Linked DNA regions of Mus musculus: region 1 is linked to region 2. The links are chromatin loops, found by intact Hi-C in ENCODE. Cell type or tissue: left cerebral cortex. All regions are shown on one strand. Each heading gives the region's core, and the rest is flanking DNA. Links, peaks and the distances in the headings are about the cores only.

Region 1 (15,160 bases), core at 2,692-10,691, 260 kb after region 2:
GACCTGGTTGGTATTTCCACCTATCTACCTGCTTAGCCTGATCTTGTAGGTATGTAGCACTCCAACTTTCCCAAGGAGACTCACAGGGAAACGTGGACCCAATCAGCTTCTCCCATTTGATAAAGTGGGACTAGGTGATGAGTCTGCCCACAGCTGGAGGGGCAAACAGCTATTTCCAAAGCCAGTTCCAAGGCACCGCAAGGCACTTTCAGTCCTGAAATATTGTGCTTTGTTCTCATGAGCTGAATCCCGCAGGTTGGCCAGCCAGCCTTTCTTTGCAGTGGCCCTTAATTAGCAGGCAGAGGCAGAGGGGGTGTGAGGAGGGGCTTCTGGGAGAGCAGGAGAGGCAGGAGAGACTGAGAGCACTGTAGTGGAAGCATTCAGCCAGGAGCAGCGCTCAGAGCCCACACTGCAGCAAGAGAGCAGTTTGCTGGCATAAGCTAAGAAGCAAGCTTGAGCAATGGCTCCTGTAGGAACATCTCACAGTTTCTCACCCCATCTCACAGAAGCCTAGTTTTGTTCCCAAGCACAAGCCCAGAGACCCTGGAGGAGGGTCCAAGTGGCTCCAAAAGAAAGTGCACATGAGGACAACTACCTGGGGCAGAAATGGCTCCTGACCCAGTCCATGAGGTCCAGAGGCAGGCATTGCTTTCCCTGGGCCTCATTCCGTCAGGGCAGAAAAGAAAAAGACCCCAAGAAACTTTACTTCTTTAAGGGACAGCTTAGCTGGGCGGTGGTGGTGTATGCCTTTAATCCCAGCACTTGGGAGGCAGAGGCAGGCGGATGTATGAGTTCGAGGCCAACCTGGTCTACAAAGTGAGTGCCAGGACAGCCAGGGCTACACAGAGAAACCCTGTCTCAAAAAAAAAAAAAAAAAAAAAAAAAGAAAGAAAGAAAGAAAGAAAGAAAGAAAGAAAGAAAGAAACCCAACCAAACAAAAAAAGAGACAGCTTATTAGTACAACCCTGTAGGGGGATTTCACAAGTAACCACCCACCCACCCAAAAGATGTTAGAAGACCGTCCGCAAAAGCCAAGTCCCTTGTCTGTGCACTGTGAAAGAAGAGGACACATGCCAGGTGATGAAAACTGGCCACTCAAAGCTGCAGAACTATATATACACCACCACCCTTGGTTTCAGCCGGCTTGGGGAGCCCACAACTCATCTCTCTACTCCTGGTTGGCTTGCTTGAAGGATGGGCAGTATTCACCTGCTCCAGGCACCCCGGTGGTCTCACCCACTCCCATTGGCAGTGTGTTGTTTGGCAGTTAGGTACTGAGCCAAAGAGATTAGAACTTCCAGAAGGGTTAGATTCCCCTTACCCAGGAGTTCTCTGGCTGGCTATCCATCATTCCTTACTCCATGCCCAACCTACCTGACCCCTGCACCCTTCCCAGCAGTACCTTCCCCCTCCCCTTGCACCCTCACTTTCCCAAACCCCAGATTCAAGAGTCTCACCCTTCTGAGTCTCTTGTGGAAGCAGTGGCTATGGAGGTGGAAGTAGATGCACCAAAATAATAACAATAACAATAACAATAATAATAATAAATAGTAATAATATTCTTGGTCCTATAGTACCGATTTGGCAGTCCCTGACTCTGTTATGGCTTTGTAGGCACCCCTGACACCCAGCACGGTGCCTGGCATACAGCATAAACTCAGTAAATGGTGGTTGAAGTGAATTAAGTTGAACTTTCCATCGGCCACCATTGTCTCTTCGAGTGGCTATCTGATAAACAGAGGCAAGTATTGGTCCCTGAGACTGTCTTAGTCCTGTCTCCTACCACACTCTTTCCCTACCCTGAACAGCTAACTCCCTGAGCTTGTGGGGGTTGAGTTCCTGGAAGGGGAGCGGGGCTAGATGAACCCCACCACTACTGTGCACAAAACACATCCAAGGCTTGAGGTTCTCCCACCAGGAAGCTCTATTTGTTCTAACTGAGGACCAAGGAGCCAGAACATGGGCAATGCTTTCAGCCTCTGTTGGTCACTTGGAACTTCAGTCTCCCCATCTGCAGGAGGCTTTGTGCCAGTTCTCTGAGCACGTCCCAACAGGATACTCTCCGATTAGCCATTTCTACCCTGCCTTTCTCCCATCTCTGGACTTATAACAAGTTTCTTATAATGATAGTAAAATGTCTCTGGACTTAAGTCCCTTATAATGATAGTAAAACGGCAGTGAATGTAGGCTTACCACAGGAGTGACTTTCTCCCGTACAAAGGGAGTTCCGGGGTGGGGGTGGAGGTGGGGGTGGGGTGGGGGCGGGGCAGGGTTCAGAGGCTCCTTCAGCATATGCTCTCATATTTAAAGCGTTCCAGCTTTCTCTTCCATCTTGCCAAAAGCCAGGCAGAGAAACCCTGCTCGAAAATCCCCAAACTAAAGCCACACAGGAAGTTGCCCCTATACACAGTTCCGCTCCCCCAAACACACCCCAGTTCTGAGGGTTGATGGCTGCTGCAGAGGCCAAGGTGAGCATCTTGTTTGAGAAGGCAGCCATGTGTATGCAGTGAAGCCTGCACCCGGCAGTTCCTCACAGGTCTCTTAAGGGGCAGCCCTAGGGTAGGATAGGATCCTACCTCTCGCCAGCATCCCCCATGGAGCAGCAGCCTACAGTAACCAGAGCCTCTCTGGGAGTGGCTAGTGATAGAAACGAGGCCAGAACAGAGTTCTCTGGGCCAAGGCTCGCATCCAGAAACGACTCAGCCCTATCTTTCCTTTTTCCTTGAGTACCCTGGAAATGCACAGTCATCCCTTTAAATAGTGCTTTCACAAATGGTAGGACCCCACCTTCATCTCCAGCTGATGGCTGTTCCCTAGCCATCTTCACAAGTCATTCCCATGGTGCCTCTGGTCAGCACAGAACCCCGCCACCACACACACTGCTACTCCCACAGTTTAAATCGCCACCAGACCAAGCCTTAGACAAGATGGTCAGCAGACCTCTTCTCCCACTGCCCTCCCTCCCCCATCCTGTCTTTGGGACCACACAAGTCTTTCTTCCTCAAAGACTGACAGGCTACAGCCCTTCTCTGTTCTCCCTGGGACTCCCGAATCTCAGATACCAAGGCAGTTTTCAGATGAAAGGGAGGGCGATCACCCTTGGTATAGGGGTGGGGGCATGGGAAGTGAGGCCCCAGGTCGATTCTGGGGTCCTATTCAAGAGAAGCACACCAAGAGAGAGCAGGCGGGGTCACACTGTACAGGGCAGAGAGTGAGAGGAGATAGGGCACGGGGAGGGGCTTCAGGGCAGGCTTCCGGTTACTTGGTGCCATCTTCCGCGTTGCCCTCACCATCCATCTTGCCTTCCTCTTCAGTCTTCAGGTCATCCGTGCTCAGCTTCTGCTCTTTTTTCCTCCTCACACATTTGACCACCATCAGCACCAAGATGACCACAGCCAGGAAACCCCCCACTGAGGCACCCACGATGACCGCCACCGTGGAGTCCCGCTCTGGGGGTACTAAGGGAAAGGAAGCAGAATCATAGAGCTGGAAAGGAAATTCCGTATCTCGCCCCTGCTCCCCAAAATAGGAGGGGATATTATTTGATTCCTCTCCATGGACAGGGCATTAGTGAAAGTCAAAGCAAACTAGACCACTGCCCCCTTCAAAAGGCCCCTCTACCCACAGAATGGAGTATTTAACTCGTGGACATTAAGATCAGACTCAAATCTAATTATAGAAGTTAGGAATTATGTTATCTTAAGAAATGTATGCTCTTGAACCTCAGTTTCCTCATCCATACAATGGGCATAATGAAGGTTTTAATCGTGACTGACTTGTTCCCTTTAGAGGGAAGGTGTGGATGTCTTCCACCAGGACAAGCACCTGAAGATGAGATGGGAGTCACAGGCTCCTTGAAGTGCCCTGAGCTAAGCTGTAGAGAACGGTGAGTGTCCCACAGCAACTCAGTCACTCTTACCTTCTAGAAGGACCTGCAGGTAAATCTTGCCGTGGCCGCGGTGGCGGTCTGGAGGGTTGGTAATGTAGCAGTTGTAAATGCCTTCGTCTTCTAGCTGCACGTTCTTTAGAGTCACTGACACGTCGTACTTACTGGGGTTCCCTGAGAACTCCACGCGGTCTCCAAACCGCTCCAGCTTCAGGTTAATGATCTTCATTCGGAACTGGAGGAACTGGGAGGGGAGGGGCAAATAGTATGAGCGCTGTGTGAGCATGCGCAAGGGGCTATGGGGCTTGTGGGGACACACCCTCTTCCTGTGCATCTTCTTTCTTAACATGGGAAGGAAGGGCATTAGACCTGGAAGGCCCATCCAGTTGTGGCGACATCATAACCTCTGTATCAAACAGCCTACACAGAGTCCTCTTGGGGCCCTGTTCCAGTGCAGGACTAGGGATGGGGGTGGGGGTGGGGGTGGGGGTGGGGATGGGATGGGGATGGTGGGCTTCATGCCTTGGGGGTTTTGCTTCCCTCCACTCCCTCCTCCACCAGGACTTACCATCTCCTCTGTGCAATTGTTACACTCCTGGTAAGTCCAGTTAAGAGAGAACTGCTTGTGGTTCACGGTGTAGCAGGAGTTGAAGGTACAGGGCAGGCGGGTATCGGACCCATTGAGGACACTAAGAGTGGTGGGCGCTGTGACTTCCATGCTCCGCCCCGGGGGCACTGCAGATAGAACCACAACCTGATGAGGATGCTTGGTGACAGGTGGAGGGTTGCAACCCTTCTGTAGCCAATGGGGAACAGACGGAGAGAGACAGAGGAGTTAAGGGGCAATAGGCTGGGCTCTTTACAGCTGTTAGGAAGGTGAAGCGCATGAGGGACACCAGATGTGGTCCTTAGGAGGAGAAGAGGAACAGAACCAGTGTAGAACAGACCCATCAAATTGTCTACCAGGCCATGGACAGTCAAATGGACTCTGCTTGTTCTAAGTTCATTGTAGGCAGACCCTTTCCTTGCCTCTACCCACCCCGAAGCCATTTCCCTGCCAAAGGCTTCACTGGGCTTGCCTCCATTTCCCATTCTCCATCCACTCCAGATTATTTTTGCTTCAGATTATTATTTAAGCCCATCTAGGGGAAGCGTCGTTGTTCCCATGGGGCAGGCAGCTAAAACTGGGCGAGCCTGGGAAGGCCTCGCTCTCCCTTGGCCCAGCACGAGCCACTGACTATCCCCAGGCTCGAGAAAGAGGGCAGACGGGAAAGAAGAGGTGTCCCATAAGAAGAGGTTCATTCTGAGGACTTGCTGACCGGCCTACATGGATGCTCTGCCCTTTGGGAAATGCTGACCTGGAAACGCTATGGCGCAGAGTTGGTTCAGGTTGGCAGGAGGCAGGGTGGGAACAGAAATCCCTCGGAAGTACTGGATGAGGTCAAGGCCTGGTGCTGCAACTGAGAGAAGTGCCCCCACAATACTCCGTAGAGCAGAGATGAGGGAGCACAGGTGAGCAGCCCAGGGCCCAGCCGTTACAGAGACACGCACTGCAAAGCCATGAAAGTACTCCACAGATACCTGCAGGACTGCCTCAGACTAGCCCAGACCTTAATTCCACAATCGATCATCTGCCAAGGCTGTTAAAACTTCATTCTAAAAGTTCAGCTTAGTATTAACAGGGCAGGGGCATAGCTCAGGGTTAGAGCAATGGCTCACATCAAAACCCCCAGCAGTGACAGTGCCACTTCATTTTCATTGTTTTGTGATATGGGGCATGGCTTTTTTTGTTTGTCTGGTTTGTTCGGTTTGATTTTTACATTTGGCCTTGGAGTGTTGCGAGGAGGGGTGTATCTGGCTGGCCTCCTCTGGTAGCCCAGGCTATCTTGGAACTAGCTATATAGCTAAGAATGACCTTGAACTTTTAACCTGCCTACTTCCACTTCCAGAGTGCTGGGATTATAAGGGTGCCCCACCCCCACCCAGTTTATTCACTGCTCAGAATCAAATGTAAGTCCTTAAATTGGTAGAGGCAGGCACTCTACCAACAGAACCACATCTCTAGCCCTCATTCATTCACGATACTAAATACACGTAAATTACCTACTGTGTGCCAGGTTGTGTTTAGTCCTAGATCCTAGGACTTGTCACTAGTATGAGGCATAACCACTGTGTGGTGGGGCTTGTATTCTGGTGAGGGAGCATAAAGGGACAAGAATGAAAATAGGAACATGGCCGTCTGGAATGTTACATGACATGGGATATAAGAATAAAATATGGCAGAGGGGAGTTTAAGGGTGGCCAGGAAATAAGGCTCTGGAGAATGACATCCAGACAGCATTGAACTTGAGAAGGAGTGAGCCATCATGGAACATCAAGGGCCACATTTCTAAGGCTGGATTTGACCTTCATACATCTGAGAAAGAACAAGGCAGGGCATGGGAAGACCTGAGATTAGAGCTGGGCAAGGACCAGGCCAAGGGGCAGAACATGGGATCTGGGATGATTTAGGGGGGGTTTAAGGATGGGGTGCAGTCGATGGGGTGCCAGCTGAGTGAAGATTATAGCTACTGATGTGGGCAGACACATGTCCCCCCAATTCCACTTATCTTCCGTCCCAGCTGTAGCCCCGATCAACTATGAGAAATGTAAGCAGACTTCTCCACCCCTACCCCCGAACCCCCACCCCCATCCCTGTGCCTCAGCCCCTTCCTCCAGCAAACCTAGTTCATGACACTGTCACTGGGTGCTTATAGTGACTAAAGTAAATGCTGAGAGCTCAGCAAATGACAGCTGCTATTAACTGCATTCTCCTAACGTCTGCTTTGGGGACAGAAAGAGCTAAGAGGTGAGGTGGGGCAGTCTCTAGGACTGAGGGTACTTCAGGACTGGATTTACCCGGGATCTCTAGCTAAGGAGCCAGGCTGCAAGGATCCTGGGTTTTCCCACAAACCAGCTGGCCCTCCCTTCAGAAGCAGAAGTACAACAGCCTGCAAGCAGAGAAGCTAAACCTGCCGGAGCACCCTTCTGCACTGCACACCCACCCTTGTGAAGGGCCTGCAGAGCTCGAAACCTAAAATCAGGAGGGTCTCTGGACTGCTGGCCTTGGAATCCCCACCAAGGCCCTGCCTGGGGGCGGGTCTAGAGACCACACCTGCTCACCAATGACTCCAGTTGAGCACAGAGCTGCTCACAGGGGTTACGCCAGCTGGGGAAGCTGATGGGGCTCCTCCCAAGAGGAACAAAGCCTGGCTCTCAGCTCTTGCACTTTCATATCGAGTCTAAAAGTACCTGGCCCGGTGCCAGACGAGAGGGAGGTGTGCAGAAAATATTAACACCACCCCCACACTGCAGAGGCTGAGGAATTTGAGGGAAAGAACTGATGGAGGCTTGTCCTCAGTTTACCTTCTATACCGGGCATTCCGACCTATCCAGCCCCTCCCCCTGAAAGGGCTTCCACCTTCCCAGGGCCACCCCTCCCCACACAAGTGCTCTGTGAAACTAGTTGGCTCGGTAAAGTCCACCTTTCTTCTCCTTGTTCCTTCCCAGTTTGAACATCAGCTCACATCTCCCTCCCGCCCCATCTCATCTAGAAGGATCCAGCTACGTCAGGTGGCAGAGTTGCAGGGGAGCCAGAGGCGTTTTCAGGCTAATGGCAGGGGACAGAGAAAGGTGCAATGCGGGTTCCCCCTGCATGTGCTCTGCAAGAGGAGCCAGATGGGATTCGTGTGCCCTCTAGTGGCCACAGATGTCAACGAACCAGTCCCAGCAGCAGGGAAGAAAGTGAGGAGAAACTAGAACCTGAATCCATGCCGCCTGGCTCCGAACAGGGCTGAGGTGAGGACACAGAGCTGGGGATGGGTTGGGTTGGGGGGCTGGTTACTGTCCGTTCAAGGTGTCCTAAGATGTACATAGTGGCTCCAGTCCCTGACTCCTGCAGAATCCCCAGCAGACAATGGTCCGCCTTGGGTTCCACCAAAGTCCTATCTGGTACCAGGTCTGAGGTCTAGGTTTCCTGATTCCCAACTTACAGGAAGATGATAGTGGGGTGCAGCAACCCAGTATTCGACACAGCTGGGTCCTTTAGGCCCTGACCATCCATTGTTCTCCCAGGGCAATCATGCAGAGACCCTGAAACATGGCTTATCTGCCAAACACTCTCTTCAAAAGACTTGGAAGTAAATTCCCTTTTCTCCTCCTTCCAGGCCTAAAGTAATCTATACACTTGTCTTATTCTTAAGGAAAAAAGAAGATTTTTTAAAAAGGGAGGGAGGGGTAAGAGGAGGTTGGGGAGAATTGTCTTCTAATAGCTCCTGCCTCCAAGGGACATGTGATGTCTAGCTCTCCCGCCTCTCCACTCAGTTTCTCTTGCCCAGATCTCCTCCCCAGGCAGCCAGAACCAAGCTGTACTCCCATCCCCTACCTCCGAGACACCAGTGGCTTCCTGCTGCTTCTAGGGCAGAGTTCTGGCACCTGGGTGCAGCTCCTGGGTGGCCTTTCCCATCTGGGGCACAGCTGCACATCACAGCCTCATCTCCTGCCAGGCCCCACCCCTTGCGTGGGACTCTAGGGACACCGAATCTCCCAGTCTCCTCTTCCCTCCCCTCCACCTGGCCTTGTTCAGGCTTTTGCTTTAGGTTGGAAGTTTTGCTCGCCGTCCTCCCTGGAGTTCTTCCACATAAACCCCAAACCCCACTCATAGGGCACAGCTTAGGTGACATCTTCCCTAGTGTCTGATCCTCTCCCAGCCAGGCTCCTATTACTTCCAGTGACTCAGGGGCCAAGTGGTAGGATGTTCAAGCCTGGGACTCTAGAGATCTTGATATGATCTTGGGCAAGTGCACTAGGGTTCCAGTGCTGCAATGTCCTCATCTGTAATACAGGGGACACTAACCCCTCTAAGGTCAATGGGGCAATTAAGTGACGTGCTCTATGTGCGAAGCTCAGCCTGGCACACAGCTGTTAGCAAAAGGTGACCTCCAGCATTAGCATGCCCAACATTCTCATAGCACACACAATGCTGAGGCGCTGTTGCTTATGTACCTGCGTCTCTCCAGAGGCTCTGGTGAGCTCCTTCTTATTCGTGTTGCTATCCCTGAGTCCAGAACGGCACATAGCACATACTGAGTGCTCAATACAATTTTGTTGCCAGGGGTATGGGTAGGCAGGGAGGAGGCATTCTCCTCCAAATCTAAGTCCTGCCCTTAGCAGCAAATGTGTAGGGTTGAACGGAAGCCCACACTCTACTCTCTAAGCTCCCCTCAAACACAGCCCAGACCTTGATGACCAGGACAGTGGCTGAAAAACGCGTGGTCTTGAGAAACACCCTGGAGCTTGTCGTGGGAATAGCTGTTGGCCATCTTTACAGTCATCCGCATGTAACCTGCCTCTGATACGCTCTCCCTCCTAATCGGTGGTATCCCTGCATCCCAGTGACCACTGCTACTGCAAGCATCCAAGTTCCGTTGCCGAGGGAATGGACTGCCAGAGGCGTGCCTCCTTACAGCTTCCCGAAGCTCCAGGTCTCCACTCTCACAGACCTGCTGAAACATGCACTTCTTCCCATTGCCTCCTTGCAGCCCTCATGCGCAGGCGTCTGCATCCAAGGCACCATCTCCCTCAAGGCCAGGCCCGCTGGTCCTCTTGCCAAAGCCCTGGCCTTGTTCACTTAAATATGGCTGCCATAGACAGCCTCCATCTGACAGGAGGCTGTGGCCAGTGCCTGAGAGGAGATCTGTCCTCCACCTCTGGCTTTTTTTTTTTTTTTTAAATTCAGATCTTCCTCCTACTCCCCCTTTTAGCCTGTACTTGATACTCTTGACCAATTAATGCCAACAGAGTAGTACCACTTCCTGAACATTGGGGGCAGTAGAACCCAATATTAAAAGAATGTGCTAAGCCAGATACAAATCTCAGTTCTGAGTTCAAATCTCAGCTCTCTCATGCTAGTCACATGACCTGATTGGAGGAGTTACTGAACCTCACCGTGCCTTTGTTTCCACCCTAGAACATGAATAGATTCACAGTATCTACTACAAGTAACTGCTGTGCGTGAGGGCTTAGCAAAATATGCCATGCCAGGGTTCACGGGAAGCATGTTGGCCCCTGCTGTGTGTTAGGTCACAAGCTCACCAAGCAAGAGACAGTCTCCAGTCTCCCATGGGAGCAGTGATGCTGAAGTGGCGCTCGGGGTAGGTAGGGTCTCGCCCATGGTTATAGAGTAAAACACAAAGCTAGTTTTAAACTTGGGTCCAGTTCCGAAAGACGAAAGATGTTAGATCTTTATCTTGCAGGTTACCAGGATTGCTTCATGTCTCTGTTATCCCTGTGGGCCCTATACCCAGCATGAGAGGGAGGGGGGATATACCACCCAGCACAGTGAGAAAGGACACAGAAGGTGGGACAGAGAGACAGAGACCAGCATAGAGACAGAAAGAGAGACAACAGAGAGACAGACAGATTGAGAGAGCTTATAGTGGGACCTAATCTCACCTAAGATCCTTAAACTTGACCCTCAGGCACTACAGAGAGAATTTTAAGAGTGAGAGTAAAACTGTCCACAAGGCAGGTTTAGAGCCCAGCATGGTGGCACTTGTCTGTAATCCCATCACCCAGGAAGAGAAAGAGACAGGAGAATCACTGAAAGTTCGAGATCAGCCAAGACTACAAAGTGAGACCTTATGGGTTGTGGGGTGGGGTAGAGTCGGGAAGCAGGCCTACAAATAGCCTCCTAACATACCTGCCTAGTACGAGGTCTCTAGGTGTTCAGCTATGAAATTGGCTTTGGGACCTTACGACAGGGTGGTCTGCAAGGTTGGGCTGGACCACGGAGACTGGTTTTAAAGGAACTCTCCCTAGGTTCCACTTACAGTTTGCTCCTTTTCCCAGGATCCTGGGCACCTGACCTCATCCATTCCATCTGGTTCACACCAGGGGTGCCTGCCTCGGTAGCAGCTACTCTGGTGCCTCTCCTGCCAACCCGGAGCTGGTCCTTAAGCCTGATACCCACCTCCTCCCACACGCATCCCAACAAATTGGTGGGATAGGCTCAACTCTCTGCCCCCAACTCTCGAGAACGCGATCTCCTTTAAATCCACCAGATCCCAGGGAACGGGCTCACAAATGAGACTTTTAAAGAAGCCAGCAACTCCTATGAGATCTCTTGGGAAGTAACTGAAAATGAAAACATGATGATGATGGTGGTGGTGGTGGTGGTGGTGGTGGTGGTGGTGGTGGTGGTGGTGGTGAAGAGAAAAATCCCTGAAGAGACCGCAGAGCAGCCTAGCTCTGCCCCACCCCCACATGGGTCCACTTCAGGGAAATCTACAGGATGAACCACCTCTTGATAAATTTGACCATTTTCATCCCCGAGCAACACTCACCCTCTAGTCAACATTTCTGGGAAGGAGAAGCCCAGCATCCGGCAGTCCCAGCTGTCCCAGATCCCCAGCACGCCCCTTCCCAAGGACACAGAGGGAAGCGGCTCACACTCCTTCCCTCTTGCCCCCTCCCCCGCCCCCTCCTCTTTCCGCTGCAGCTGCACTTCTGACCCTTAGGAGCATGCAGATGTGGTTCTAACTTACCCAAAGAGAAAAACAGACTGAGCCCCGTGAGACTGAAGGCAGGGCGAGGTAGCCAGGCATCCCTGTGCATTTTCAGAGACTGTGACGTTAGGCGGGTGGGCTGTGGGAAAGGGTGATTGAGGGACCAAGGACCACAAGGTAGGAATGGTTAAATGCTAAAAAAGAAAATGCACGGATGTACTTCAAAGACATATGCAACATTGAGGAAGCTTTATTTCCATCTCTCTAATATGGCCGACTTGTATGTGGCTGCTAAAAAGAGAGGGGGGTGGTGTATAAGGGAAAGGAAGAAAAAAAAGGGGATGGAGTAAATATTGTGGTTGGTGGATTTCAGAAAGCAGGTGGGAGGGCATAAAAAAGATATTCCTGGAAGAAATTAAGTTGCCAGAAAATTTAGCCTCTAAACTCAGAGCTCAATCAAATTTTGCCTTCCTACTGCATTTGAAATGATTTTTAGACTTTGAAAATTGTTAGAGAATTCTAGGTGAGGTGGCACGTGCCTGCAATCCTAGCACTAGGGAAACAGAGACAGGACTGCCTTGAACTCATAGCAGTCCAAAGCTAGCCTAGGCTCCAAAGCAAGACCCTTGCAAGAGAGGGGAGGAAGGAGGGGAGAGAAGGAGAGAGGGAGGGAAGGAGGGAGAGAAAGAAAAAAGGAAAAAGAGAAAGACTGTTAGAGCCATCTGTTTTTATCAAAGGGCTGTAAGGAAGTCCTTTTTATCATATGAATACGCCCCAAAGGCCTGTGAGTTGATTCCCTGGGGAAAGTGCTTGTGGCCACTGCCAAGCATGATGACCTGAGTTTGATCCCCGGGAACACACCTGGTCACCCAGCAGAAGGAGAGAACTGATCCCTGCAAGTTATGGTCTAACCTCAACACATTAGTGGCACCTGTATACTCATGCTACATGCTCTCTCTCTGTCTCTCTGTTTGTCTGTCTGTCTCTCTCTGTCTCTCCCCAACACACACACACACACACACACACACACACACGGGGAGGGGCAAGAGAATAGATAGATCATACATACGTACGTACGTACATACGTACGTACATAGATGTAAACACCCAGGAAAGAGTTGCCTTTTGTTGTTTGGGTTCAGCGAAGTGGGCAGGAGGCTCTTGGAAAGTAATGACTTCCTCATTGCTCTAGCATTTCCGCAGAATACAGAACTTGTCAGAGAAGGCTGATGCACAAATGCCTAAGAGACTTTTACAAGAGAATAGAGCATGGACCTCTGAGGGACCCGGATTCAAACAAATCAACAAGGAAAGGAACAGGTTTTGAGACAAGGGGAGCAGGGAGCGAATGTAAACTGGACGTTGATTATGTCAACAAATAACGTCTAATGCTGCCGGGTATCATAAAGATAGTGTCTGTGTTTTTAACACCCGTGGGTAATGTAGCTGATGGTCCCAGATGATTGGTGGTGCCTGGGGCACACTTCCCTTGGCTTTGGTGTATGTTTGAAACTTGTTATTTCGAAGGAGGGGAGAATACAGGTTGTCACAAGTAGAAGTTAGGAGAGAAGTGGCCCTAAGCAAAGAGGAGAACAGAGCCAAGCGTATCACAGGTCCTTAAACAGCAATCATTTATTTAGCTGTGCACATTTATCTGTCCACAGTGAGGAATCACAATTTGATCTTAACGTTAGGTCCAATGTACAGGTGATAGATCAGAGCCAGGATTCAAACCCAGCTCTTTGGAAGAGGCTGACCTCCCCCCAACCCCACTCCCCTTATTCCACATGGCTGTGACTGAGCCTTCCACACAGGGAAGAGCTGAGAATTCTGCACAGCGCCTGGTTGAGACTTGAAATTCACTAACCGGGAGGTAATTGACCACCCGGGGATGCTGCTGACCGGATGAATGAATGTATTTGGAAGTCCAGCTTGGTCTCTGAAAGCTGTCCCAGGGGCACAAGACCCAAAGCCAACTGGAACTTCAAGGCAGGGCTGTGAGAAGTCAGAAGGTGACAGGTCCTGATGTTGCACTGACCCTGTTCCCAGCGCCTCTGTCACTCTACGGTAGGGCTCCCATGGCCCCTGCACAGAGCCACGGTGTAGGAGTCCGAATTTCAGGAGAGTCTCTCCCGGTGCCCATCCCTACCACCCTAGGGCCCCGAGGCCTCTTTATAAGTGTGTGCCCAGAGTCTAGACCAGCACTACTCGGACCTCCCGCTCTGCTCAGGCTCTTCCAGCCAAGTCTGCAACACCACCAACCAGGTGGGCTGGCCGCAGACACTTTTCAGCCTAGACCGCTCGCAGAGATTTTTAGTTTGACGTAGCCGGCCTCCTCCTTTTTTCTTGATGCCGCCTATGGTGCCTTGTGAGGCCCAGAAACTAAAGGAAACTTGCTTTGCTGTCTCACTTGACCTCATGCTATGTCTGGAAGTTTCTATTTAATTGTCATGGGAGGCAAGAAACAATCCTACATTCTTCTGCTTCTCCCTAGAATTTGGCTAATAGTCACTGAAGTATTCGAACTTCCAAGAGCCTTGGGCCAGCTCAGACTTCCAGGATCAAGGAACAAACAAACAGTAGTAGCCAGATCAGATCAGGGACCAGGAGATAGGGGCTTTGTCAGACCCTCCCATAGCCCACTGGGGCCCCAGTAGTCATCTGTTACAAGGGGACAAGCCTCCCCTAGGAACCAATAGGAGTCCAGGAAGCAGAAACTCAGAGGTGTTTTGCAGACAGATGACACTATAATCAAAGATGGGCCTTTTTTGTTTTTGGAAGTGAAGCCCTGTGGTTTTGGCATTTCTGCCAGGTGTCATTTATCACTGAAGATTTTATTGGACAGCAATTCAATTACCTACCCTGCTGGGAGAAGTAAACTTAGAAATAATCCAAAGGAAGGCAATTTTCCTTTGCCTACAAGTGCATACATAGTTCAGGCTACAGGCTTTCACTGAGAACTAGGTTTTCAAAGCAGGATCCCCGGCTGGTCTCTATGATGCCACTTGGGAACTGGTTAGGAACCTAGAGTCGTGACCCTCATGCCAAGTTCAGGAAGTCAAAAGCGGAATGTTTTACAAGACCCCTCTAGGAGACTCTTCAGTGTGTTAAAGTTTTCAGCTTGATGAGTTTGCAAGCAGCAATGAGAAGCCATGTTTGGGGGCTTGGCAGAAAGAGAATGACACACAAGACCAAGCGTCCATTCTCTGCCATCCTCGGCAGATCTGTAGAGTCACGCAAGCTTCCGGTCAATAGCATCCACAGTGGCTCTTTAGAGTGCATGGCAACTTGTGGGGTACAAGGTAGGGATCCACTTACTGAACCTCTCTTTTGCCCTATCCCTTGTCAAGCCAGTCCATAGTAGGTGAGAGAGTTATTTCGGACCCAGCACAGCACATACATCTCTGCCTTGGCAGTTCCTCAGAAATACCTTTCTTCTCCCGGATACTCTGTAAGGTCATAGACTCACAAATCTACTCTAAAGCTGGAGACATGGCTCAGCGGCAGAGCTTTCCAAAGCCACCTACTCCTGACCTCTTAATTGCCTCTTCCTTCTGTGCTTTTGTGACTCTGAGCACATTCACTCATTCATCCCACTCAGGTACTCTAATCCTCCATTATCCACAGAAGATGCAGTCTAGGAGTCCCAGTGGACCCCTGAGACAGTGGATAGCACCAAGCACTTCTGTTCCTAGACAGAAAAGTCTGACAACAGAGCTGATAAGTGACA
Region 2 (15,160 bases), core at 3,755-11,754:
AGGAAAAGGAGCCCTGGAAGGCAGATCCTGCAGCAATGACTCTCCAGCTGCAAACAGACCTTCTGAACTGGTGGAATCCAGAGCAAGTTTCTTCTGAGAGTCCACAAAGAATAGCAACAAACTTTCTCAGCCCTGGGTCCGCTGGGGACTCCTGCCCTGGGGACAACTAACTCTCTCTCAATCCAGAGATGGGACTAGGGCTCCTCAGGAACAGAGCAGACTCCAGAGAGCAAGAGGAGATGGAGGTCACAGGAGGACACAAGGCGCCGATGGTAGCGTGGGAGAGGAAGCACACAGTTCACAGAAACAATGAAATCCACGGTCGACCACAGTCAGCAGACACACACAGACACGGCACAGACACGGCACAGACACGGCACAGACAGGGTCCAGAGCCCGGCTGCAGTGAGAAGTGTTGCATCATTAATATAGGACTGGGGTTAGTGGGGGGCAGGGAGAGGCACAGGGAACACGCATTCTTGGCTTCTCCTAGGGAAAGGTCTGGTATGAAGTAGCCGGTTTTCTCAAGCCTCGACATCAGTCTCTGAAGCGTCAGGTAGCTGGCCTTGGCTTCTGGAGGCTGTGGAGACACAACTCACATGTCAATCCCAGATCCTTTCTGGCACCCATACCTCATCCTCTCCCCATCTTCAGCATAATCCCTTTGCCTATAAATCCCACCGATGGCATGCCCTTGAAACCCCCAGGGCCAGTGAAGAGCAGACAATGCTAAGAGGCAGACGGAGGAGTGTGTGTGTGTGTGTGTGTGTGTGTGTGTGTGTAACTAAGACTGGAGTTATTGACAGACCCCTGCATAACAGGTCACTTGTCTTGAAGATATCCATCCCAAAGATGGACACCGTGAGCCCTGCTCTGCTGCCCGGAGCTGTCGTGTGGAGATGTAGGCACTGCAAGGAATTAAAACACTCTACAGATACATGGCAGTACTGGCTTCATGGCAGAGGCTAGTGTCCATGATCCAGACAGCTTTTGGTTAGCTTTGGTTCTGAGACAGGGTCCATGTAGCCCAGACTGACCTCAAACTCAGTATTAGCCAGGGTTGACCTTGAACTTGTAATCTTCCAGCCTCTATCTCCCATGGGCTGGCTTTATAGGTATGTATCACTCTGCCTGGCTTCCTTTAACTTATGACTTAAGCTAAAGTTGTACACTTGGTTGTTACGCCCGATCGTGTGGAATCTGAAGAAGTGAGGCGACAAACTGGCTTTCTTGCCTTTGCTTAGCCCAGGGTCTGCCATCCAGGACACAGTTGACAAGTTATTCCAGGTGACCCTAGCCACAGAGACCTGGATTCAGGTTAGTAACCCATCTTGTCACTTACTATCTGTGCTGGGTAGTTTTGTGTCAACTTGACACAAGCTATAGTCATCTGAGAAGAGGCAGCCTCCACTTGGAAAACGCCTCCATAAGGCGTTTCTGTTGGTAGACCCATAAGTCATTTCCTTAACCAGGGATGGGAGAGGGCCCAGCCCACTGCGGGTGGCACCAACCCAGACTGGTGCTTCTAGGTTCTATTTTCTTTTAGCAGGCTGAGCAAGCTAGAAGGAGCAAGCCCATAAGCCATACGCCTCCATGGCCTCTGCATCAGCTCCTGCCTCCAGGTTCCTGCCCTGCTTGAGTTCCTGTCCTGACTTCCTTCAACATGGAGGCTTAGGGAAAATAACCTTTTCCTCCCCAATTTGTTCTTGACCACGTGTTATCACAGCAGTAGTAACCCCAGGACATGATCTGAACGGCTTTCTCTGACTGCAATCTTTCCCATTATAAATGGGGCTGGCTCTGCGTGTCCTATTTCTTCTGGTAGCTCCAGAAGGTTCCTATCCCATCTGCAGACTGGAAGCTTTGTTCAGTCACTATGTATTCTCTGGCACACCCTACAGTGAGCAATGGAAGTGACACATGGTGGACTCCGAGTGTTGAGGACAATGGAGGTGCAGGGACTGGGAGGGGCATATATTATTTTCACTACTGTAGAGTAGTACTGGAGAGTTTCATAATAAATGTGTGTGTGTGTGTGTGTGTGTGTGTGTGTGTGTGTATGGTATATGTGTGTGATATCTGTATTTGTGCATGTGTGGTATGTTTGATGTGTGTATGCATAGTGTATGTATATGATGTTTGTGGTATGTGTGCTATCTGTATGTGTGTGTGTGGTATGTTTGATGTGTGTATGCATAGTATATGTGTATGATGTGAGTGGTATGTGTGTGTATGTATGGTATGTTTGGTTGTGTATGTATAGTGTGCATGTGTATGGTGTATGTGTAGTGAATGGTGTGTGTGTTTGTGTGGTGTGTGTGTGATGTGTGGTGTGTGTGTGTGTGTGTTATGATGTGTGTGTGTGGTGTGTGTATGTGTGTGGTATGATGTGTGTGTGTGGTGTGTGTTTGTGTGGTGTGTGTGTGTGATGTGTGATGTGTGTGGTGTGTGGTATGATGTGTGTGTATATGTGTGTGTGTGTGGTGTGTGTATGTGTGTGTGTGGTATGATGTGTGTGTGTGTGGTGTGTGTATGTGGTATGATGTGTGTGTGGTGTGTATTTGTGGTAGCTGGGACAGTACTGTATGAGCCTGACCCAAGGCTGGTTGGCAGCTCTGATTTCCTATGCTGTTGTGTTTGGATAAAGGACACCTCCGTGTCTCTGTGACTGAGCAGTGCACTGTTCCGTTCCTCCCCCGCCTCTGAAAGACACAGAGGAGCCCACTGGTAAGAAAAACTGAGTGCCATGAAGAAGTCAGCATGATGCCCCTGCCCAGGCTCACTGAAGGCCGTGGTGAGACGGCAGGAAGCCAAGCACAGAGAGAGAGAGCACCTACCTTCACGCTGGAGGCTGCACCTCAGTTCTCTGCCTTCTGGGGCTCCGCAGCTGGAAGAGAAGGCAGATGGATGGCGTGTGAGGCCCCTTACCATGTTCCATGATGAACCCTCACTTATGGCTGATACCAGGATTGAGGATCACTAAGATGTGGTGTCGGTCCTCGACGGTCACTGGTTACAAGAACTTAGGTGATGATGGCCCTCGTGGGGCTTAGCACACGTGGAAAGATGGAGCCTGCCTGGCGGCAAGCAGGTGCTTTGCATACAATGATGCATCTGTGGTTCAGATGAAGCGCTAACATCACGTAGGTACTGGGGGTACTGGGAACCCTTTCCTGGCACCTCAGAGGCATGTCTGCTGAAGCCCAAAGCAGCTCATGGCGCCTAGAGTCCCTCCCCACCCCCAAGACTATAGGAAGACACCCCCCCCCCCCGCCCCACAGCCTTTCACAGCGGTTACCGTTTGTAGTGATGAGGTTCTCCACCTGGGCCTCTTCGTCACCTGGAGCCCTGTGACAAGCAGAGACACACTGTCACCAATGTCCAGGGCAAACCACAGAGTATCCCCCATTCTCTGTGGATAGCCCAGGAACCTATTCCTTCCAACCCCACTGAAGCATTCAAACACTCTACCATGGGATGTGTAGGGTGACTGGAGAACTTATGGGCCCTTCAGTGTCTGCCCCGAGGTGGGGTTTGGGTGTGCCTGCCACCCAACTTTGGCTTCTGAGGTCCATGGCCACCATGGCTGTTTTAATGAATGGGGTATAACTTATACGGTGTAGAAAGGAGGCCAAGTGTCTACACAATGCCCAGAGCCTCAGGAAAAGATAAGAAGCAGGCCCAATGTCTCTGCCCTGCACCACAGAGCGGCCATCGGCTGCTACCTCTCTCCTAGCCAGCCTCCCTGTCTCCAGGGCCTCTAAACAAGGTTCCAGAACACTCCTACCCAGGAATTTACATCTGAGGCTGCCCCTCCATATTATGACCTCTGCTTTGTTTTAAAGCCACTTGGAAACCCCCCAGATTCATACCCCAGCTCCCCACATTCTCTTTCTGAGACAAAAGAACACCCACGGGGTTCACTCCACAGACCTCTCCCTGTCCGATAGCCTCAGCACCCTTACCTGGGCTTCTGATTGAAACTGCACTTGCACCTGCGACCTGAAACACAAAGAAACCATCCAAGGTCACGACTCCAGCCTCAGCTCAAGGCCAGGCTCCAGGCCTGAACACAAAAGACCTACCGCCGCCCCCTGCCCCCCCCCACAGTTGGGTCTGGATATTTGATCCTCACTGGGTGCTGTTTGTGGGAGGGGGAATCTTTGGGAGGTGGGGCCGAGCTAACCAAAGTGATTTGTTGGGGCAGGTCTTGGAGGTGGTAGCCACTTTTGGTTATATCCTGAGCTTTCTGCTTCCTGGTCTGTCTCAATGTAAACAAGCCACATGTGTCTGCTATCACAGACCAAGCTAGTTCACTGCCTTCCCACTATGATGAACTTTGCCCTTTCATACCACAAACAAAAAAAAAACAAACAAAAAAAAAAAACACAACGCCACAGCTCGTGTAGGGGAAATGCACAGGGACACATCTCTAGGAGCACGGCGAGAACAGCATCTGACTCCTGGGATGGCCAGCCCCCTGCCCTATGGATGCAGTCTGTGGTTCTTGGCTATGTCTGTTCTCACTTACATTCTCTGGCCATGCCTTCCTTGTTTTCCTGAGCACGTACTACATGGCCAGCCCTGTATTGATCCTGGAGATACTGTGGAGAGGCAAGACTGTGCCTTCTCCTGTCCCACAGACAAAATGGCTAGGCTTGTATACTGTCCCCATCTGTCTAGCAGCCGTAGAGAGAAAGGACACACTTACTGAGGATGAGAAGTATCCCAACGGAGAAGAGGACCACAGCAAACACCAACCCCCCAATCCTCAGGGTCTGGTAGTCTGCAAAGGGAGGAGAAGTGAGAGGTGGGAGAGAGGCGGGGCCAGGAGGTCACGCCGGCCCCTCCTGGATGGGACCACCCCCCAGGGCTGCTGAGCTCACTCACCGTAATAGAAAGGATCCTTTTCTTTCTCCTTCTCAGCTGCTGGGAAAGATGTGACATGGTCAAGAGGAAGACAGCCATACTTCCTGTGACTTCTCACCTGCCCCATAACCTCTAGTCCCCACCAAAGAGTCCTTGTGAAGGGGGTTCACTGGGCAGAGATACTGGAGATCATGGAAGATGGGCTAGCTGGGCTTGGGGGTCCTCGCCTGAATTAGAGTCTTTGGGGTCCCGGGCTCACATTATGTCTTTCATTTCCTCCAAAAGACCAGGTCTATTATCATCTAGTGACAAAGGGGGAAACTGAGACCAAGGGGTGGGGGAGGCTCGTGACCTGCATATAAAGTCAGGATGGATTAATTACAGTCTAGGCTACAATTCCACAGGAGCCCAAGGTACCTGGAGAGATTAACAGAAGGATTGCTGAACCCTTGTGGGAAACAGTGGGAGAAGGGCGTGCAGGGGGGCCCTGAACTAGGATCTGTTTTCCTCTGCTGACAGTAAGAGCCCGTGACCAGATGTAAAGTGGCCTAAGATCTCAACCCTAATGTCTGAATGGGCCAGAATCTTCTGCTGGAAAGGGCTATGTCTGCCAGTTTGGCACAGCAAGGCCCTAAAGGATTCTTACCACTCGCCAGGACCACAGGGGCCAGCAAGCTGCAGAGGACCAGCACCGTCTCCATGGTGTCTGGGGGTAAAGAAGCAAGACATTACTCCAGGGACAGAAGACCTTCCTCGGTAAGCCGTCACCCTGACAGGGCCTCGTCCTAGCCTGAGCTGTATGGGGAGCTTGTGTGACCTGAGGCCACTTCAAATCTCCGGGACCAATGCCACCTTATCAGGCTCTCATCAGACTCTCAGAGAGCTCTGTGTGGCCAATACTATTAACCCAGATGAGTCAGGACACTTAACAGGCACTGTGCTAGGTCCACACTGCAGGCCTGGAACCAGAAACTTGCTGATAATTATCGCCCTTCATAGGGGGAGCGGTAGGGCCCAGGTCAGATGACGGCTCAGGGACTCATTAGCGTGGGGCTTCTGGGCTGAAGCCTTGCCTTCCCAAGGGCTTTGGAGATGTCTCACCAGTGTCCTCCTTCCGGGCCAACTTCTGCCTCATTAAGATGTGGGGCCCTGGGCCCAGCTCCCACAGTCAACAGCCCGCCAGAAAGTGTTTTTAAGATATGTTTATATTGTATGTGTGAGTGTGTGTCTATGTGTGCATGTGTGCAGGTGTCCTTGGAGGCTAGGAAGACCAGCTCACGGCATCTCCAGGAGCTGGAGTTACAGGTGGTTAAGAGCTGTCTGATATGGGTGCTGGGAACCAAATTTGAGTCCTCTGGAAGAGCAGTAAGCATTCTAAGCACTGAGCCATCTCTCCAGACCCTAGGAAGTGTTTTTCTATCAGGTGATGGGTGGAAGACTCTTTCTGTTCCCCAAACGCTATCACAAACCCTGATGCCCATATGTGATCTTAGGTGTCCTTCCTGTTGTTTCCTGTTTTCTCAGCTTTCCCTAGAGGCCCCATCTCCTAAAGGTGATAATTGTGTTAAGGTAGTCTGGATAGGGGTTTCTAAGCATCAACCCCAGTCTCTCCTCCCACGGAAGTCACTGACCCCTCTACGTGGATCTCATCAATTTCTGGTGATGAAGTGGGGGACTCTGATGGGACACACCAGGGACATGTATCAGTGGGGTTACACTTGTCACTCTCAGACTCAGAAGACTAATACAGAGTGAGAAGTGAGAAGAATGCAAATCAGGAGCGCCCAAAGCTGCTTAATCTTTTCCATGCAGGGTAAGACGGGCCACAGCTTGAACCTGTCTAGAATGGCCGGTCCCACGCTCAGTCTAACAAGTGACCCTGCTGCCATCTACCAATCAGACACCAGGGGGCAGCAGAGCTTCATCCATGACCATTTCCAGCCAGAGTCCTGTAGGTGTCAAATCATCGCCTGCTGTGTGAACATGCACCTTGCTCTTCTTAAAAACTATGCTTGACCCAGATATCCAATAACATTGCTCAGAGTGATTCTGTGCATATGTAAGTGTTTGGGTGTCTGAGCGGGCGCATGCTCTTGCATGTGGAGCCACAAGGTCCACGTCAGATGTCTTCCTCACACACTCCGTACTTTATCTTTTGAGACAGAGCCTGGAGCTGACAGATTCTGATTCAAGGAGGCCGGCGGGCTAGCTGGCTGGCTAGCTGGCAAATTCCAGCCATCCTTCAAACTCTCCATCTTCTCAATGCTGAGACCGCTGTTAGGTGCCACTCCACATAAGTTCTGGGGATCAAACTCAGGCCCTCACACTTGAGGTAAATGCCTTACTGACTGAGCCTTCTCCCCAACCCCTAATATAGCTTTAAAGAATTATAATATGTACAGGCCCCTGGACTTGCCTTAATCAACTTTGTACTGAAGATTTATCTATGCACAGCTCTGCAGTTAATTCATGTTTAACACCTGGCATTTCATTGTGAAGGCAAACTATTGTGTACTGATCCATTCTCTTGTTGATGGACATCTGGTGTCTTTAACGTGGCATTGCTAACTTTACGTGATAGGGTTATAAACACTCACACCCAGTCTCAAGAGGAACCTGTTTATATTGCAGATGCGGGGAAGGGGGGGACCACTCATTCCTGGACACCAGAAAACATAACGACCAAACGACACTTATGGTGCACGAAGTACTCTCCTGCTTAGTTTCCTTTTAAAGGGAATACGGCTTGGCCCCTTGGCCGGTCTCACCCTGCAGCCTGGAAATGGCGGCCACGAGTGAGCATGGCTCTGAGACCACGGCTTGGGTGACAAACCGTCAGTGCTGCACAGTTAATCACTCTTCACCCGGTCATTCCCCTCCTATCATCCGGCCAGCGCGATGTGATTGATCTGCCACTCCCCATCCAGATCAGTTTGGCATTAATAGATGTCCCAATTTTTGTCAATTTCGAGGCATAAAATGTAGCATTAATCTGGTCACTTAGTAATTGGGTGTTTGACATTTCTGTTTCTTCACAGGTGATAGGATGTTCTTATCTTTTTCCTGTTTCAAATCATTTTTTTCCAATCTTGACATTAAACCTCAGTTATTGAGTATTCCAATATAATATTCCAATATAATATCTCCTCTTAGCCTGTGATTTGTCTTTTTACTTAAGAACTTTTTTTTCACATTTCATTTACTCACTCTGTGTGTGTGTGTGTGTGTGTGTGTGTGTGCGCGCGCGCGCGCGCGCGCGCATGCGCCCCAGCAGGTGTGTAGAGGTCAGATGACATCTTGGGGGGGGGGTGGGAGTTCTCGCCTATCACAGGCATCATGGGAGCAAACCCCAGGGTCAGGCCTGGTGGTAGACCCTGGAGCTCCTGAGCTGTCTTGCTGGCTCTGTCTTTACTTTTAAAAATTGTCTTACAGGGCACAGAACTTCTCAGTTCTAATATGATGATCCTATGTGTCTTTTTAAAGACATTTCTTCACACAGGTAGGCCACATTAAAGGTTTGTTTGTGCTTTGTGTTTTGTTTGTGGTATTAGGTGTCTGGATCTAAGAGACCCTAAGTCAGCAACTGGAGGAGTGCCCAGAACCACAGACATGCACCATTGAGCCCAGCTACACTCAAAACTTGTATTCCACTTGGAACTGAGGTGTGAGGTAGGGGTCTGAATCTTATTTTTCTCCCATTCTGATAACCAGATGTCCCAGAACCACTTGGAACTGCCAGCCACTTCTCGTGGTGTTCCACGTCGCCACCACAAGTCTGGTTTCTGCTTGGCTGTGTGGTTATCTCCCAGCTTCCTCTTTGGGTGTATCGGCTAATTTGTCTCTATGATACTCTCCTTAACTTTCTTTTTTTTTTTTTCAAGATTTATTTATGATTATATCTAAGTACACTGTAGCTGTCTTCAGACACACCAGAAGAGGGCGTCAGATCTCATTACAGATGGTTGTGAGCCACCATGTGGTTGCTGAAATTTGAACTCAGGACCTTTGGAAAAGCAGTCAGTGCTCTTAACCACTGAGCCATCTCTCTAGCCCCTCTCCTTAACTTTCTATGGATTCAATTGCTTTTTGCCAACTGTGGTCTGAACTTATTCAATGAGAAGTCTCAGAAATAAATAATTCATACAGTTTATAACACACAGATCATGGTAAAATCTCTCACTGTCCCAATCCATCCTGCTGCAGAACATGAGTCACCCTTCTGGTCCAACACATCCACACTGTATATACTACCCCTACCTGCCCACCAGTCACTTAGAAGCATCTCTGTTTTGGCACAACTGTTGTGTATCACTGTCCGTGTGTTTAAGTAACCCTCTAACATAACAGACACAGAGTCAAAAAAAAAAAAAAATCCTGTAAGGTGTTTTTTTCAGACAAGAAAATAAAACAAGATACACTGGGGAAAAGCCATATTTAAGAATTGTTCACTCAGGAGGCAGAGGCAGGCGGATTTCTGAGTTCGAGGCCAACCTGGTCTACAAAGTGAGTTCCAGGACAGCCAGGGCTACACTGAGAAACCCTGTCTCGAAAAATAAACAAACAAACAAACAAAAAAGAATTGTTCTTGCCAGGCAGTGGTGGCACACACCTTTAATCCCAGCACTTGGGAGGTAGAGACAGGCAGATTTCTGAGTTCAAGTCCAGCCTGCTATACAAAGTTAGTTCCAGGACAGCCAAGGCAACACAGAGAAACCCTGTCTTGAAAAACAAAAACAAACAAACAAGCTAACAAAAAATTGTTCTTATGGTTTTTTGTAATTGCTCTACATATTGCCGTTAAGCTCTTACTATGCCTAGCTTACATATTAAAATTTATCATAAGTAGATGTTATAGAGAAAACAGTATGCTTAGTGTTGAATCCTAGTTGGTTTCAGGTGTCAGTCATCTACGTGGTCTTAGGGTATATTCCCTCTGGACTATGGTAACGCATTAAATCCTGTATTTCTGTTACTATAGCTTTTTAATAATCCTGTTGGGTTGTAAGAGAGCCTTCCATCTCCTTCTCTGAATCCTTTAAGAGTATGTCCATCCTCTGGACATATACTCAAACACAGGAGTGTGTCGCTCAGCATCACTTAAAACTTTGGGACTTTCATAAGAACTGTCAGGGACCTACCTGGAGGGATTGGGTGAATCTGGCATGTTCCTGATTCCAATTCCTCAAGTGTCATAAATCTTTTGATTCCCCAGGGCCTTATCAATAGCTTCTTATGAAATGCCAAGATACCTTCACATAGCTGTTTCATCCATTGGTACATTGTAAGTTATATTGTTTTTTTTAAAACATTAACGTACTGTGTAGTATGGAGCAAAACAATTGGTTTTTTATCAATTGGTCTTAAATACAGTAATCTTAAGATCTCTCACTTCTAATAATTTACCTGTACGCCTTTGGGTTTTCTCTGTACACAGACTTTGCAAATGATCTTACTAATTAGCACACAGATTGTTTCTACCCCTTGTTTTAGTGCACTGTGTCAGTGAAACGCAGTAGGGAAACAATGGTTATAAACACATGTGCACACACATGTGCACGATTTTTTTTTAAATTACTTACTACTGGCTTTAAATGGAGTTCTAAGGTTTTGAAGATTCTGCTTTAACCCTGGGCTTCCAAAATGCTCGCTTTACATTAATTACGAATAAGTAAGTGATGTCTACGTCCTGTCATGCGAGCAGCCTATTCTGTCTTCCTAGACTACGGCTCTGAAACGTGCTGGGCGTCCTTATTGTGTTCCACAAATCACCGGACTGCTCACTCAGTTTTTCTCGTCCTTGCTTCACTGTGCTACCTGCTGGGTAATTGTTTCAGAATTATTTCCTCTCTCCCTCTAACTGTGCTTAATCTGCTGTTTCGTTCATCCACTTAATTTCCTATTCCAACGGTTGTATTACGTCTGTACGTTCTAGTTGGCTCCTTTTCTAACAGCTTGGTCACTTCATTCGTCTTCCTTGCCCACTCATTTGTATGATCCACTGTTTCCTTCCAACATTTTCCTCACAGTTATTTTATGTTCTGTATCTTTTAACTTCAAAATCCTGAATTCTCCACTTCTGTTTGGTTTTGTTTGTTTGTTTCCTTGTTTTGTTTTTCAAGACAGGGCCTCTCTGTATAGCCCTGGCCTTGAGTCCCGGAACTCACTCTGTAGACCAGGCTGGCCTTGAACTCAGAGACCTGCCTGCCTCTGCCTCCCAAGTGCTAGGATTAAAGGCTCCTAATACCACTGCCACTGCTAGACCTTCCTTCAAAATCCTGAATTCCTGGGAGCATAAATTGATTGGTGGCATCTGTGGTTTTTAAACAGTGATTCGGCTTCTCTTGGGTCCCTCCTAGTGCACACATGTGCATGTGCACATGCACACACACACACACACACACACACACACACACACACACACACACACTACCTTAGTTTAGTAGTCTTTGACTGTGTACTCCAATTTGTTATATTTTAATCTGTGGGAAATTCTGAGGCTGTTTTTCTTTTTCCATGGGGACTGAGAGTGGCCAATATCAAACTAAGACCAGATTAGCCTCTCTCAAGCGTTCTCAGTTCAATGGAGAAGTCATGGGCTTGGATCCTACTCCTGCTGGTTCGGTGCTTATTGGCCTCCAGTAGGCAGCAATGGATGCCGACTGCCGTTCATTCTCAGCAGCTCCGCTTCAATTCAGTTCACACTTTACATAATCATGCGACTTTGATTTCATAGGATCTTAGTTGGGAGATTTATTTCAGTTCTAGAGTTTTAGGTGTTGTTTGGTGTGCAGAAAGGAGTGAGTGGTAGAGGAGCCTCTTTCTTCCTTCATGTGTGGCAGGCCAAGCCCTGTGACAACAGAGCTGGGATCATCACGTTACAGGAGAAAAATTTCTCAATCATTTAAGGAGGGAACTAAGTTATATGTACCTGCTGTGTGTAAAATCTTCCTCCTTCCCTTCCTTCCCCTTTGTCAAATGTATTGCTACCCCCGGATCAAGTTCCATCTCACGTTCCATAGTTAAATTATATCTGGGCCTCAGTCAGAGGAGACCAGATCCAAAAGTAGTTTGGAAGGAGGATAGAACTGACATTAAAAGCCCTCAACTGTGGCTCATGCATACAATCCGAGCACTCAGCAGGCTGAGGCAAGGGGATTCCCATGAGTTCTAGGCCAGGCCAGGATACATAGAGAGACCCTGTCTCATACTTAAAACAAAATAAAACCAATTCTTAGGGACCTTCCTGTGGACACTGGGTCGTAGGTGCCAGGAGAAGGATGGACAGTCTAGGCTTCTTGGCCCACAGCAGAGGAATTACTGGGCAGGTAGAGCCCCTCCTGGAAAAAAAAGACCCATCCGTATCAAGGACTCCAGACTACCAGGTATAGTGCCCACCCATCCACTCTGTTACTCCTGAGAACCTTACAGTCAGCTCCACAGATGTTCAGCTCGGGATAATTCCCATTAAATCCTCCCCAGGGGCAGGAATTCTAGATCTGCAGGGGATACGTAAATGATCAAGATTTTGACCAGGGAGAGACACAGATTTTGAGAACAAAGATCCTGCTATTATCAGTAAGGAGAGAACAGCAGGAGAGCTGAAAGTGCCCACGGAGGAGCTGACACTTCAGCCAAACCCTGAGAGCAGCCGTGATCTCGATAGACAAGGGTGGGGGGAGAGAGAGCAGCAAGAGGGAGCCATGGAAAGAAGGGGCGGCCAAAAAATTCTCATTCCAAGTTCAACTTAATTTGAATCCCATGACACTTCACTCAACAGTGGCTGTCTGCAGGGTCCACCTAGAAGGCATCAGGATGAGGCTGGGTCCACTAGTATATGACATAGGAGGGGAATGTGACACCAACCCACAAAGTGTTTTCATTTCTAGTGCCAGACACCTTCAAAAACAGTGAATAATCCAGTCTGGGTAAATCGTGATGGGTGGGTAGGGAGAATGCCGATAAGATGGCTGGCATCAGACTATGGAGACTCAGTAATGCCAAGCTCTGGAGTGAAGACCTGTCCTTGTATTGCAAAGCAAACATCTGCGATCAAGTTGCAGAGTTCTGAAAGGGACACTATCATACATTTGAGAACTAGCCAAGTCTCTATCCTCCAAGCTGCTGCCGGGGCCTGGTCTACACCAGCAGCTCCTCTCAGCCTGAGCCTCTTCCAAGGCTGCCTCTTGGCACCTGGACCACTTTGAAAGATGGCATCGGTGGTACAGCTGGCACTGTCTGGGAGCACAGTGGCCAGCTACATACACGGAGCCTTTGAGGGGACACAGATGCCTTTGTTTCTATTAACCAAGGAGTTCTATCTTGACCTCTCCTCTCTTCGTGGTAAGACCCTGGCTTCTCCTGACATTCCAGTCTCTGCATTCCTTTCCTCTTCCTTACAGGGGAGGAACTGGGCAGCCTGGAGCTCAGCTGAGGTTGGAGGACATAGATGAGGTAGTATAATCATCTCATTCCAGGCCCAGAGTTTTGGGAAGAACGGAAGGAGGGAGGAATATTGAAGTAAGGGAATAAGCCACGCAGAAGAGAATAGGGCCAGGAGGGAGGCTCAGGATTGTTCCCTAAGTCTCAACCTGCGTATTAAAATGTTTTGTTTTGTGGACCTGGACCCCTGCATAGAGCCCTGAAGACCTGGCTGGCTGAGACAGGGAATCTTATAAGTCATTGCTGCTGGAGCTGAGGGCTCCATTACATCAACACTGCTGGAGTTGAGGACTGCATTACATCATTGCTGCTGGAGTTGAGAGCTCCATCTCGCCTTATTAATCTGGTCACCATTGCTCTAGACCATTCTGTTAGATCTCGCACAGTATGAGGAAGAGTTCCACCTCCTTTCCATGGTCCACTCTGTCCATGCCCAGGCACACACTGTGGCCAACCGCAGCCATTCTGTGTTAGTCTCCTCTCCCGCTATCCCGCTGTTCGCACAGGCACCCACTGCATGGGAGGCAAAGGCAATCAGAAGAATCCTCCAGCGATTACCTTTCCATACTGAGTCACATAATTTCACTTAATTGCTGGGTAAAAGCCACTCAGAAAGAGAAGCCACCGGTCGATGATACAGCAACATGCTGTGTTACTCTGAGATATACCAGAATGCTTGGTACTCTTGTGATGTAATTTGATAACCATCTCTCTTTACTAGGCCGAAGTTCCAAATGACATGAATTTTCCTCACCCTACCTGCAGACCCTCGTTTCCCTTCTATGGGGCCTGCTTGCCTTTCTGCAGGCTCAACCTCGGGCTGGACAATGTACCCTAGGATCACCACAGCCTGCTTGAATACCCCAGTAAGATGACAAGCAGACGTACCCAAGAAGGGGCAGCCTTCAAAGGGCCATGGAATGCCTGAGCACTGTGTCCTGGCCTCACGGGTTACCTGGGCTGTTATTAGAGACCACAGGACACGATTTAGCTTATTGTATCTCCTTGTCTTTCAACAGAGAATGTGGCATCTCAGCAGGGCACGCTGGGATATAATGAGACAACCATCTGCCTTTAATTTTGGAAAGCCTAGGTCCAATGAGAGAGGGACCTGATTCAGCTGCCAGTCAAGGGTGAGGAGGGCCTGGCTCAAGAACCCATGCCTCTGGCCCTGCCAGCCAATTTGACAAACTGAAGTTGGGAACAGCCAGCCATGTATCAGGAGAGGCTGGGCAGTACCCGATAGTTCCTGGAGGCAGCCTGACAGGCGCCACGGCAGGGCAATGAGAGGCAGAAGGGAAGCAGCTGACAAGCTCCTTCGACTGGAAAATGAGCTTGGGTTAAAGATACAAAGGGGGGAAGGGGCAAAGTGGGTAGTGAAGGACCCACATCCCCCTGCCATGTGTCACTCTCCTTGCCCCCTCCCCCCACCCCATATCCAGCAGGCTAAGACTCTGAGACCTAACTGCAGGGAGGGAATCTGATGAACTCCACAGTAAAGCTCCCCCCTTCCCCACCCAAGCTCCCAGCACCTCCAGCTTCATCCATATTTACAGAGAGGGAGAGGGGGACAGCAGAATGCAGGCTGTCTGCCAGCTCACCCCGAGTGGGAACCGAGAGCTGTTTGCTTGGGAGGGCTCCTTCTTTTTGTTTTCAAAGACAGATTACAGGCCAATGCAGTTTATTAGGCGAGGGTGGGAGCGTGGGGTGGGCAGTGCAGAGTCAGCTGATCCATCCTGTCCACTTCTCAAGGCTGTATGAAAGGGCAAGTGAGATAACACGTGGGAAGGGTTTTTGAAACAGCAGAGCTCTGTGGCAGCAATATGCAATATTTATCAGATGCCCATGCCAT

Evidence for each region. A loop is a pair of places that touch in the nucleus more often than their neighbours do. Peaks named below come from ENCODE experiments on the same cell type or tissue, not always from the same donor. Only the 100,000 strongest peaks of a DNase experiment are listed, where the experiment ranks them.
Region 1: it touches region 2 in a loop (2.9-fold over the local background); 2 of 42 quality-filtered maps call a loop at or near these places.

Annotation. Positions count from the first base shown.
Region 1 is chr9:45,114,403-45,129,562 of GRCm38, reverse strand. It overlaps Scn2b (sodium channel, voltage-gated, type II, beta), which reads right to left and starts at 11,687. Exons shown (of 4, transcript NM_001014761.2): 1 at 11,470-11,687; 2 at 4,455-4,621; 3 at 3,920-4,130; 4 at 1-3,458. The coding sequence starts at 11,539. The coding sequence ends at 3,259. All of the region lies in intron 1 of Gm10684 (predicted gene 10684), which reads left to right. In left cerebral cortex, for the core only: CTCF peaks have their summits at 7,626 (motif pointing left) and 9,738; DNase peaks (open chromatin) are centred at 6,922, 7,177, 7,612 and 8,340; H3K4me3 peaks cover 2,653 bases; H3K27ac peaks cover 3,791 bases.
Region 2 is chr9:45,380,403-45,395,562 of GRCm38, reverse strand. It overlaps Fxyd6 (FXYD domain-containing ion transport regulator 6), which reads right to left. Exons shown (of 8, transcript NM_022004.6): 2 at 5,516-5,575; 3 at 4,891-4,929; 4 at 4,712-4,786; 5 at 3,966-4,002; 6 at 3,299-3,348; 7 at 2,838-2,887; 8 at 1-580. The coding sequence starts at 5,570. The coding sequence ends at 2,859. Among named protein-coding and RNA genes, the nearest start is that of Fxyd6, 18 kb to the right of the region's middle. In left cerebral cortex, for the core only: CTCF peaks have their summits at 6,767 (motif pointing right) and 8,782 (motif pointing right); a DNase peak (open chromatin) is centred at 6,785.